Regions from separate parts of the Homo sapiens genome. Here region 2 is linked to region 1. The links are chromatin contacts, found by Hi-C in ENCODE. All regions are on one chromosome and are shown on one strand. The core of a region is the stretch at or near the end of the contact, and the rest is flanking DNA. Distances in the headings are between cores, read along the strand shown.

The links. A loop is a pair of places that touch in the nucleus more often than their neighbours do. Pooled maps may share reads with other maps.
Region 2: a loop to region 1 is called in a pooled map, with 7 times the contacts of the local background. The contact joins the promoter of MAP2K6 here to the promoter of BRIP1 in region 1. A Hi-C loop is called at or near these places in 3 of 50 pooled maps.

Annotation. Positions count from the first base shown.
Region 1 is chr17:61,861,738-61,866,731 of GRCh38, forward strand. It overlaps BRIP1 (BRCA1 interacting DNA helicase 1), which reads right to left and starts at 1,791. Exons shown (of 20, transcript NM_032043.3): 1 at 1,547-1,791. INTS2 (integrator complex subunit 2) reads right to left here. Exons shown (of 25, transcript NM_001351695.2): 25 at 3,630-4,994.
Region 2 is chr17:69,410,889-69,416,167 of GRCh38, forward strand. It overlaps MAP2K6 (mitogen-activated protein kinase kinase 6), which reads left to right and starts at 3,809. Exons shown (of 12, transcript NM_002758.4): 1 at 3,809-4,112. The coding sequence starts at 4,097.

The DNA of each region.
Region 1 (4,994 bases), core at 541-3,040:
GCATGTCTTAGAGTCTAACAAATCTAGATTTGTATCCTTCACTCTGCCAGGTATTAGTTGTGTGACTTCGGGAAAGTTAGTTACCTTCTCTAAGCCACAGTGACTGCATGTACCCCATAGGATTGTGGTAATGATTAAGTGAAATAATGTGCAAATATGATAAAGTACATACCAGATTAAACATGAGCTCTTGTAACAGTTAGATCAGATGTAATCAACCTACAGAAACAAATAAGTTCCTGAGGCCTCTCTCTCTACAACTCCGTAGCATCACTCTTTCTCCAGTTCTTCCCCTTTGTGTTACCCCTTTCTGCAGTCCTCCAGTTAGAAGAAAAAAGCTGTTGACCAGAAGTCAGGAAGCATAGGTTCTATACCAGGTTTTGGTATACTGCCTGGTATGTTATCTTTGACTCAGGTATGTTATCTTTGACATATCTTTTTACTTCTCTAGTCTAAGATCCTTACCTGTGATAACCCCTAATTTAATTTAAAGGCTGTTATAAGAAAGAGAATGCCTTGGCACATAGTAGGCACTCAAAAATGTTATTTGAAGATCAGTAGAGTATTATAGAAACAGGATGGGCTTTGGAGTAAGGCAATCCTAAGTTTGAATTCCACTGTGTGAATCACTTAACTTCTCAGAGCTTGTTTCTCCATATATGGAATTGAAATACTACTACTTACCTGACAGGGTTTTTATGAAAATTAGCCAGGGCAGAATGTACCTAACCCAGGATCTGATACAGATGAGGATCACTTTAATCCTCACCTCTTCTAAACCACTTTTCTTAACCTAGGATCCACGGATGTAATTCAGAGACAATGACCTCTTGAAATTGCAAGCATAAGTTTCTGTACATGATTGCATTTTTCTGAAGAAAAAGTCCATAGATTTCTCTTCCCGTAAATATATCTCAAGGAAATCAAAATAGCGGGGGAAATTACATGCACTGTTATTAAATAAGGAATTATTTGCAGTCGTGGGAAAAAATTGTAAATTCAACCTGGGGACGAAGAGATGGTTAAAATAGCAATTCAATAGATTATGAAGCCAATAATAACATTCACCACTGCTTGTGTGCTCCAAAAGAAGAACCATTATTCTAGGGTATTTTCCAGCTCTAACATTTTGCGATTCTATCTGTAAAGCTCTGAGAATGAGGTATGGTGGAATCTAACCTCTTAATATGAATCAACAACTCAACGCTGGCCTAGTTACTCAGATATAATCTAGAAATCAGCCCGTCCTGTACCCCGGCTGTGGCAACAATAGTGTCAAAATGGGGTAGCTTCCCCCAAACATTGCATAAAGGATAAACACACCCCTCTGCCTCCCGCCAAGAATTAACGCAGCGCCCGGGCTAAGAACAGGCCTGCGCTCAAAGGAGGTAAGGATAGGCTCCCTCCTCAGGTTTTCTGCCCCGTATCTCCCTCCTCCCCCAGCCAGTTGAGATCCCCGAGACCCTGGTGATCCAGTCACCACCCATGGGCCCGCAGGCTGTGCAGAAGAACTCAAGCCCTTTCCGTGGACTTCCCTCCGACTTGCCTGTCTGGAGGGAAACCGAAGCAACGCTCTGAGCTCCGATTCACTGAAGAAAAGGAAAGGAAACCGACTTCTGAGAGCAAATAAAGCGGAGCCCTGGAAGAGAAGAAAGGGCACGAGCCCTTCCTCCTCCCTCTTCCTGGGGGTGCTGCTACTTCCCCGGCCTTGTGTGCAGGACTGGGGCCGCCGTTACCTTTCCTCGACCCACCAGACCCCTCAACCACACAACCCGAGACGAATTCCCGCCTCCCGCCCCCTCGACTCCCAGCGCCCAATAGCCCAGCGAGCTCGACCAATCACCCGCCAAGGCCAGGAATCAACCAGTCCCGGTGCGAGGTGAGGGGGCGAGAACTTCGGCATCCAATGGAAGTCTCCGAAAAAAAAAAAAAAAAACAAGGGCTCAAGGTACGCGGCGGAAGGTTGTCGCCACTCCAGCAAATCCCTAGTGTTTGTTTAAAGTAGAAAGTCGTCTCAGTTTGACTTTTGAAACCGGCGATAGAGTCTATGCAGCAAATTCCTTGGAAACTGGAAGTCTCATTCTTCACGTCCGTAGACCAGCGGAAAGGAAGTATCTTTAAGCTTTGCCAAGTTCTTTGAGCATTTATCAGTGCCACTCAATTTAAATTACCCAGCTTTGCAGTAGCCAGGATAGCGAAGACTCAGGCGGGAATTGCCAGACTGCTGAGCCAAACTTAAGTAAGAAGGCTCTGTGACATCGGGCTACAATCTATCTTTCATAATATTCAAGGCTTTCCCGGATGCTAAAATAAGCCAGAGACAAGCTCTCAGGGTCTCCAGTATCAGATCACTTCTACTTCCATTAAGGCTTATCCGCCTTCCATCCCTCCTAAGACCAGTTTATTATTTGCCAGTAGTACTTTAATTTACTCAAAGAAAAGGAGGTTCATCATGATCTTGCCAAATCATGTTATTTTTTTAAAAAATCTGTATAACCTAAACTTGGCTCAAATAATAATGTCTCCAAAAGGCAAAACCTCATACTGTTTCTCAAATTCAAGTAACTAGTTTGGGGAAGGAGTTTGCTGGGAAGAAAGAGCAGGAGGGGGCTAGTTGATTTGTTTGCCTCATTGTCAATTGTGATATATCTTACCAAAAATGACAAAACTTGTAGTCATAAAAATAAACTCTACCCTTTGACCTAGTAATCTGAGCTCCAGATATTTATCCTAAAGACGTAATCTAAACGAAAGAAAATGTGATACCGCAATTGACAATAATATCTATTGGTAATACTGAAAAAAATTATGAACTTCCCAGTCTAGTAATATGGAGGTGGTTATGACAGATGAATTCAATACATTATGAAGCCAATAAACTTATAAAAATTAAACTTGCAAGAAAAAATCCCATATAAGGTTAAGTGAAAAAAGGCAAAGCAAACCCCAAACTGGGTGTTAGGGATTCAGTAATGTGAAAATACATATGAATGAGCAAAGATGAAGTAATTTACTGTTAAGACAATGAAAGGAAGGATAATGTTTAAAAATAAATCCTTAAAAATACCTTCAAATTGTCATTTCTCTTTTATAATTTTTAAAACATCAACTCTTGGCCGGGCGCAGTGGCTCACGCCTGTAATCCCAGCACTTTGGGAGGCCGAGGCAGGCGGATCACCAGGTCAGGAGACCAAGACCATCCTGGCTAACACGGTGAAACCCCGTCTCTACTAAAAATACAAAAAATTAGCCGGGCGTGGTGGCGGGCGCCTGTAGTCCCAGCTACTCGGGAGACTGAGGCAGGAGAATGGCGTGAACCCAGGAGGCGGAGCTTGCAGTGAGCCGAGATGGCGCCACTGCACTCCAGCCTGGGAGACAGAGCGAGACTCCGTCTCAAAAAAAAAAAAAATCAACTCTTTTGAGTAACTGCTCTAGTATAACTACTCTCATTTTCCTCTCCTAAATTACTAAGAGTTTCAACTGGCTCTCACCTTGCATTGCCATTTAATGTATGTGGCATAACAGAAAGGGATACACGTAGGCCCTGGAGCCATACAGACCTCGAATACAGTCCCTTGAACCGTTCCCTTCAGGTTAACTCTAGTGGAATGAAACACAAAAACTACAGGTTCGTTTGATAAAGAATATGAATGTTTATAAACCAATATTCAAAATAGCTGCACACATCTGTTTTCACTTGAATAAAAAAACACATTGTGACAAATTTTATAACCTTAACTTAAAATACATGAATATTAACATTTACTAATATATTTACACATTTTATTTACATCATCAACAAATCTGATGAAAAAGAGCATATGTGATTATTTTAACACAGCAGGTTATGACCAGTCTTTGAATATTGATCCAGGAATGTGCACTGCATTTAATTAGAAAACATACTTTTAACTTTTTCTGAACTCCTAGGGCATATCTATTCACACAAAATATCGCAAGGCCTCAGTTTAAAAAAAAAAGGAGCAGTTGTATTTAATCTTAAGGGACTACAAAACTGCCTTGTTTAAAAATATGAAAATTCTTATGCTATTTTTAAGATACTTTTATTACTTTTATTTTTCACATCAAAATTACTTAATTGAACATTAAGCATCTAATAAAAAGTTATAAATATTCTATCACATGTGATACTATGCACTTCATGATTTGAAACAGCTACAAACTCATTCTCATAGAATATGAGGTAGGGCCAGTAGTAACCCCATTTTACAAAGGAAGAAAATGAGATGTGACTATTTACTAGTGAAAAGGCTAAAGTTAAATTTCATTTCTCAAAAACTACACCTTCTTATTAGCCTAATTTCTTTTACAAGTGAAGCGGTCTGGCCAGGTGCGGTGGCTCACACCTGTAATCCCAGCACTTTGGGAGGCCAAGGTGGGCAGATCACCTGAGGCCAGGAGTTCAAAACCAGTCTGGGCAACATGGCAAACCCCCGTCTTTACTAAAAATACAAAAATACAGGTGGCGCGTGCCTGCAGTCCCAGCTACTCAGGAGGTTGAGGCACGAGAATCCCTTGAACCCAGGTGGCAGAAGTTGCAGTGAGCCAAGATCATCCCACTGCACTCCAGCCTGGGCAACAGGGGAAGACTCCACCTCAGGAAAAAAAAAAAAAAAACACAAGTGAAGAGGTCTGTTTCAAGTGGGGGTGGGGAAGTGTGTGATTGAGGTATATCTCAGAGAGAAAAAAGGGAATTACTTTCTACATTGATAATTTTTTTTTAATGATTAGGGTTTACCTGAATATGTCTGCCTAATCAATGGAAGTTACTGACAGAGGACTGCAAAATCCTTCGGCAAGACAATATTTTCTACACTTTAACTTTTCCTCAGGTTCAAACACTGCATTTTCTTACTCAAAGATCTTCTCAAAGTAAGATATGAATTATAATCCTGATGACAAACCAAGAGCTCTTTAATCCAGTGGGTTTTATTGCTCTACCTTCATTTAATTTGATACATATTTCCCCCCTC
Region 2 (5,279 bases), core at 2,559-5,058, 7.6 Mb after region 1:
GGAACCAATTATACCATGCCATGGAGTTTGGAATAGATCCTGAGTATATTTAGAAACTGAGAGGAGAGTGCATCTGACTTGCATTTTAGAAAGATCTGAAGTACAGAAAATTACAAAGATTGGTGCCTGTAATCCCAGCACTTTTGGAGGCTGAGGCAGAAGGATTGCTTGAAGCCAGGACTTTGAGACCAGCCTGGGCAACGCAGCAACTCTGTCTCTACAATAAAAAATAACAAAAATTAGCTGGGCATGGTAGCTCACGCTTGCAGTCCCAGCTACTTGGGAGACTGAGGTGGGAGGATCTCTTGAGCCCAGGAGTTTGAGGCTACAGTGACCTATATGATCAGGCCACTGCACTCCAGCTTGGAAGACAAAGCAAGACCCTTGTCCCTAAAAACAAACAAACAAACATAGCTGGGCTTGGTGGCATGCACCTATAATCCCTGCTACTCTGGAGGTTGAGGTGGGAGAATCTGGGAGGTGGAGGCTGCAGTGAGCTGAGATCATGACACTGCACTCCAGGCTGGGCGACAGAGTGAGACTCTGTCTCAAAAAATTAAAAAAAAAAATAAAAACAAACAAACAATTAAAAAGATGGGGGAGGCCAGGCGCGGTGGTTCACGTCTGTAATCCCAACACTTTGCAAAGCCAAGGTGGGTGGATCACTTGGGGTCAGGAGTTTGAGACCCCCTGACCAACACGGTGAAACACTGTCTCTATTACAAATGCAAAAATTAGCTGGGTGTTGTGGTGAGCTCCTGTAACATCAGCCATTCGGGAGGCTAAGGCAGGAGAATCGCTTGAACCTGAGGGGTGGAGGTTGCAGGGAGCCGAGATTGCGCCACTGCACTACAGCCTGGGTGACAGAGCGAGGACTCATCTCAAAAAAAAAAAAAAAAAAAAAAAAAAAAAAGATGGGGGATTTAAAACAGAAGCATGGGCCACCTGAAGATGAACACTTGATGTGCATATAAAAGGAGACACCTGCCAGAATTCACTCCTGCCTTCTTACGCCACAATGGGGAGGATTCTCCTCCTAGTACCAATGATACCACGAAGACTGGCAGGAAGAAGAGCACAGGTACCTCCTCTTCCACCACCCACGTATGTGGGAGAGGAAACTTTTGAACACCAAGGCAGGAAGAAGAACTTTTTCTTCTGGGAACCAAGACTTCACAGAGAGGTTGAGTTCCCTGTCATCCCAATTTCCTACTTGAAATTCAGGATACATTTTTCCCAGAAAGAAATATGATACAAAATTTTGCTATTTTTAAACGGATGATTCAGCCAATTTATGGATGAGAGGTGTTTTGTGTATGCATGTGTGCTTGTGTGTGTATATTAGCTGCTGAACATATTGTTGGTGCTATGGGAAAATGAATTGCAGATTGACTTTCAAGCTACAATCCATTTGCCAGCTGTGGACTCCGCACGCCTATGCAGAGAAAGTAAGAGCAGTAATGACAGTGGCAAAATGCACCAGACAAGTTGTGATTAGAACTCTTCCATAAAGAAGGGAGTCTGGGGCTACTTAAGAGCAATGCAGCTGACCACATAAAATGCAAATTGAAGCAAGCTCTAGGTGGCTGTTCAGGCCCTGCCTGGGCTAAGCCAGTTTACAGAAAGCTCCAGCAGCTATCCCAGGGCCTGGCTCCATCAGTGTTTGGGAAAGTGAACTAGATTTTCACACGTGTCTCCTGGTTAAATGAGACTTAGGAAACCATGCTGGTTTGAGGGGGTGCTGAGCTTGTGTGTATACGATAGGAGGGAAGGGACAACATGGATTAGCCTAGAAGGACAATAAAAGAGTTAGAAAGTCCTTGCACCTGTGTTCACAGACCAGCAATGCCTTCCTCTTAGGGGCAGAAGCTAATATGGAGATTAGATTGCCTTCACTAATTGTCAAGAATGTCAGTAAAGGGGACCAACTTAAGTAAATTAATGTTAGTCTCACAACCTATTGCATATTTAAGATTTGATTTGCTGGTTTGCAGCTGAAATAAGACGGCTTCCTTCCCTCTAATGCATCCCTTATGCAGATGGTCCTGGCTTCCAGCATCCTAAATACAATTCCAATAGTTTTCATTAGTAATCATCAAATCTAGCTGAATCTTCTTTCAAAGTGCCTCTTTTTGCCTTTCACTACTGACCTAACCTATCTCTAGCCTCTCCCAGTTCCAACCCACCTTGATTGCTGAGGGCAAATTTACTTTCTTAAAACAATGCTTGGATTAAGTTACGCCCCTTTGCAAGACCCTTTCACCTCCCCGCAAGTACCTGCAGAATAAAGTCCAAACCTCTAGCCCACCTTTTAAGGCCCTGTGGAGTCCTCACCTGTAAATCTCCCCCGCCCTCACCACTCCTGCACACAAGGCAACAAGGTCTCCTTGGCAGCTTCTGAGTAAGGTTGTCCTTATTTCTGCCACAGTGCTTTGTCCACACCTCCTTGAATTCCTCAATTCCTCCCTCTGTCTTAAAAGAACATTTCTGAGTCTGTCTGCTCCATGAAGTATAAGTCCGAGCTCATTTTTGCCCATGCCCTGCTCACTCCTCTCCATTCCTTGCAGTGAATTGTGCTAAGCATCTCTGGCTTCCTTGTGAAAAAGGTGATGCCGTTCTCCATCAGGGTGCTGTGTACCCACTATGTGTGAGCGGTACAGAATGAATGAACATCCCAGGGCCCTAGAAAGGCGCCTGGCACATCCTGGACACTCAACAAGTATCTTTTAATTTTAATGAATAAATTCAAGATATTCGACTGTATTCATTTTCCACCCACTTTCCCCCTAGGCCAGGGACTCTCCTCCCAGGTGAGAAAAAATCATCTAGATACCTTAATTTTGATAAAGTTAGCGTTGATGTATAAAAAGCAGAACTTCCTCTGTAACCCTGTGAGAAATGAGAAGCCTCCAATCTTCTTCCCCACACCTACCCCCTACTGAGTTTCGGGTTCCTTGGAAATAACTGACCTGGATTGTTTCTGACAAAATAAAACTTTGCATCTTCTCCACAGAGCAAAGGTAACCTTACCTCCAGCCAACCCAATCATCCATACATTTTTCTTACTAGAAAAAATGTTTTTAAAAATGGAGGTGTGGCCGGGCGCGGTGGCTCACGCCTGTAATCCCAGCACTTTGGGAGGCCGAGGTGGGCGGATCATAAGGTCAGGAGTTCGAGACCAGCCTGGCTAAATGTTGACACCCCGTCTCTACTAAAAATTAGCCGGGCGTGGTGGCGCATACCTGTAATCCCAGCTACTTGGGAGGCTAAGGCAGGAGAATTGCTTGAACCCGGGAGGCGGAGGTTGCAGTGAGCAGAGATCGCGCCACTGCACTCCAGCCTGGGCGACAGAGCGAGACTCCCTCTCGGGAAAAAAACAACAACAACAACAACAAAAAAACCCCCAAACAAACAAAAAACGGAGGTGTGAGGGTAAAACGTCTACAGGCAAGAACAGCACAACAGGTGCTGAGCTGCAAAATCAACACACTAAACTCCCAAACAGACCTTCTCGACAAGCCAAAAGCTCTTTAGCTAACCTAATATTCTTTAGCTGTTGTTTCAGAGGCTTTTCGAGAACAAAACTGCCGCCCCGTCTTGGCCTTGCCGCTTTTCACCCATCACTCTACTGAGTGTGTGTCTGACTTGTTTATCTGGACGCAATCTTTGTCGCACCCAGTTATCTCGCTCAGCGACCGGGGCGACCACGTTTCCTTAAATCAGAGCCCCGTGGACTCCGCCGGAGAACTACATTACCCAGCGGCCTTCGCGCCCTTCGCAGGAAGGACGTCTGCGCACTAAGATACTCAGTTCCAAGTTTGGAGCTTTTAGCTGCCAGCCCTGGCCCATCATGTAGCTGCAGCACAGCCTTCCCTAACGTTGCAACTGGGGGAAAAATCACTTTCCAGTCTGTTTTGCAAGGTGTGCATTTCCATCTTGATTCCCTGAAAGTCCATCTGCTGCATCGGTCAAGAGAAACTCCACTTGCATGAAGATTGCACGCCTGCAGCTTGCATCTTTGTTGCAAAACTAGCTACAGAAGAGAAGCAAGGCAAAGTCTTTTGTGCTCCCCTCCCCCATCAAAGGAAAGGGGAAAATGTCTCAGTCGAAAGGTAAGAGGCTGTTTGCATTAGTTGCAAAAATGCAAAGGGTTGTGCATGCATTTATGAATGCATGGATGCAATTTTCGCCTGGCGAGTGCATTTTTAAGTTTGAGGTTTTCCACAGCTCAGTTGCATTTCCTGTTTAGTATGTGTCTTTTTTTGCAGACACAGAGAGTTCCTGTAAGGCAGGGCTTGCAGTTCAGCTGTGCATTGACGTTATTTGCATTCTTCTGCTAGGATTACTGAGCTCTTTTTGCCTTTTGCACAGTCAGGAGAGACAGAGCAGGTTGGTAGCGTCTAAATGTGCAAGGCTTTATATAATTGTAAAATTCTTTACTATGCACAGATATTGTAAGTAATTTTGTATGCAACAGGAATAGAAACTTTTAAAAACTCTATAGGTGAAGATGAAAGGTAAAACTTGAGTTAAACTACTAGGAAATTAATGTAATCTTATATTCTTTGGGGGAAATAGACCGTTGCGGTGCCAGTATTTAGCTAAATTTCCATTGATATCGCCTTGAACATTAGGTAACTTTTGATTTTTAAAGGAAGTAAAGGTGAAGGGTGAATAACAGCATATCACAAAAAAGCAGACGAGTCTTGCTCTTCTGAGATTTTGCACTTTACACCAATTGCTTATTGGCTCGCAAAATTTAGAAGCAGCAGTGAAGACCTAATGTTTTATGTCTGCCCATTTGGGGGATGCTTTGCATCTTGGGGGAAAATATTGGGGGTAAAACTGTACTTTTAAGCATTACAGTAGTGTGAAGGGACTGCACTGTTTCATTGACAAGCATAATGAAATATTTTAAGTGTGTAACTGCGTGTATTTAGTCAGCTGTAATAGGTTGGAAGTTCACGTTATGGTTGTTTTCTTTATGTTCTTTTATTTTCTTTTCTTAATTTTTGTTTTTAAACACAGTTGTATTTTGCAGGCTTAATGTCACCCTGGGAAGGGGATTTAAAAAATTCCTGATATGACATCAAAGAGCAGACTAGGTGCTGTCAGGTGCCCCTGGGACCCCAAGTCACTTGTTTCAGAACAATTGTTTCTTTACCATAGAGAAAGCATATGCCATATGAGAAGTATGGGATGATGAAGAGAGGTGTTAGATACTATTGAATTAGGCTACCCGGGGCACTCTTTGAGTAAGACATGGTGAAATTAAAGGG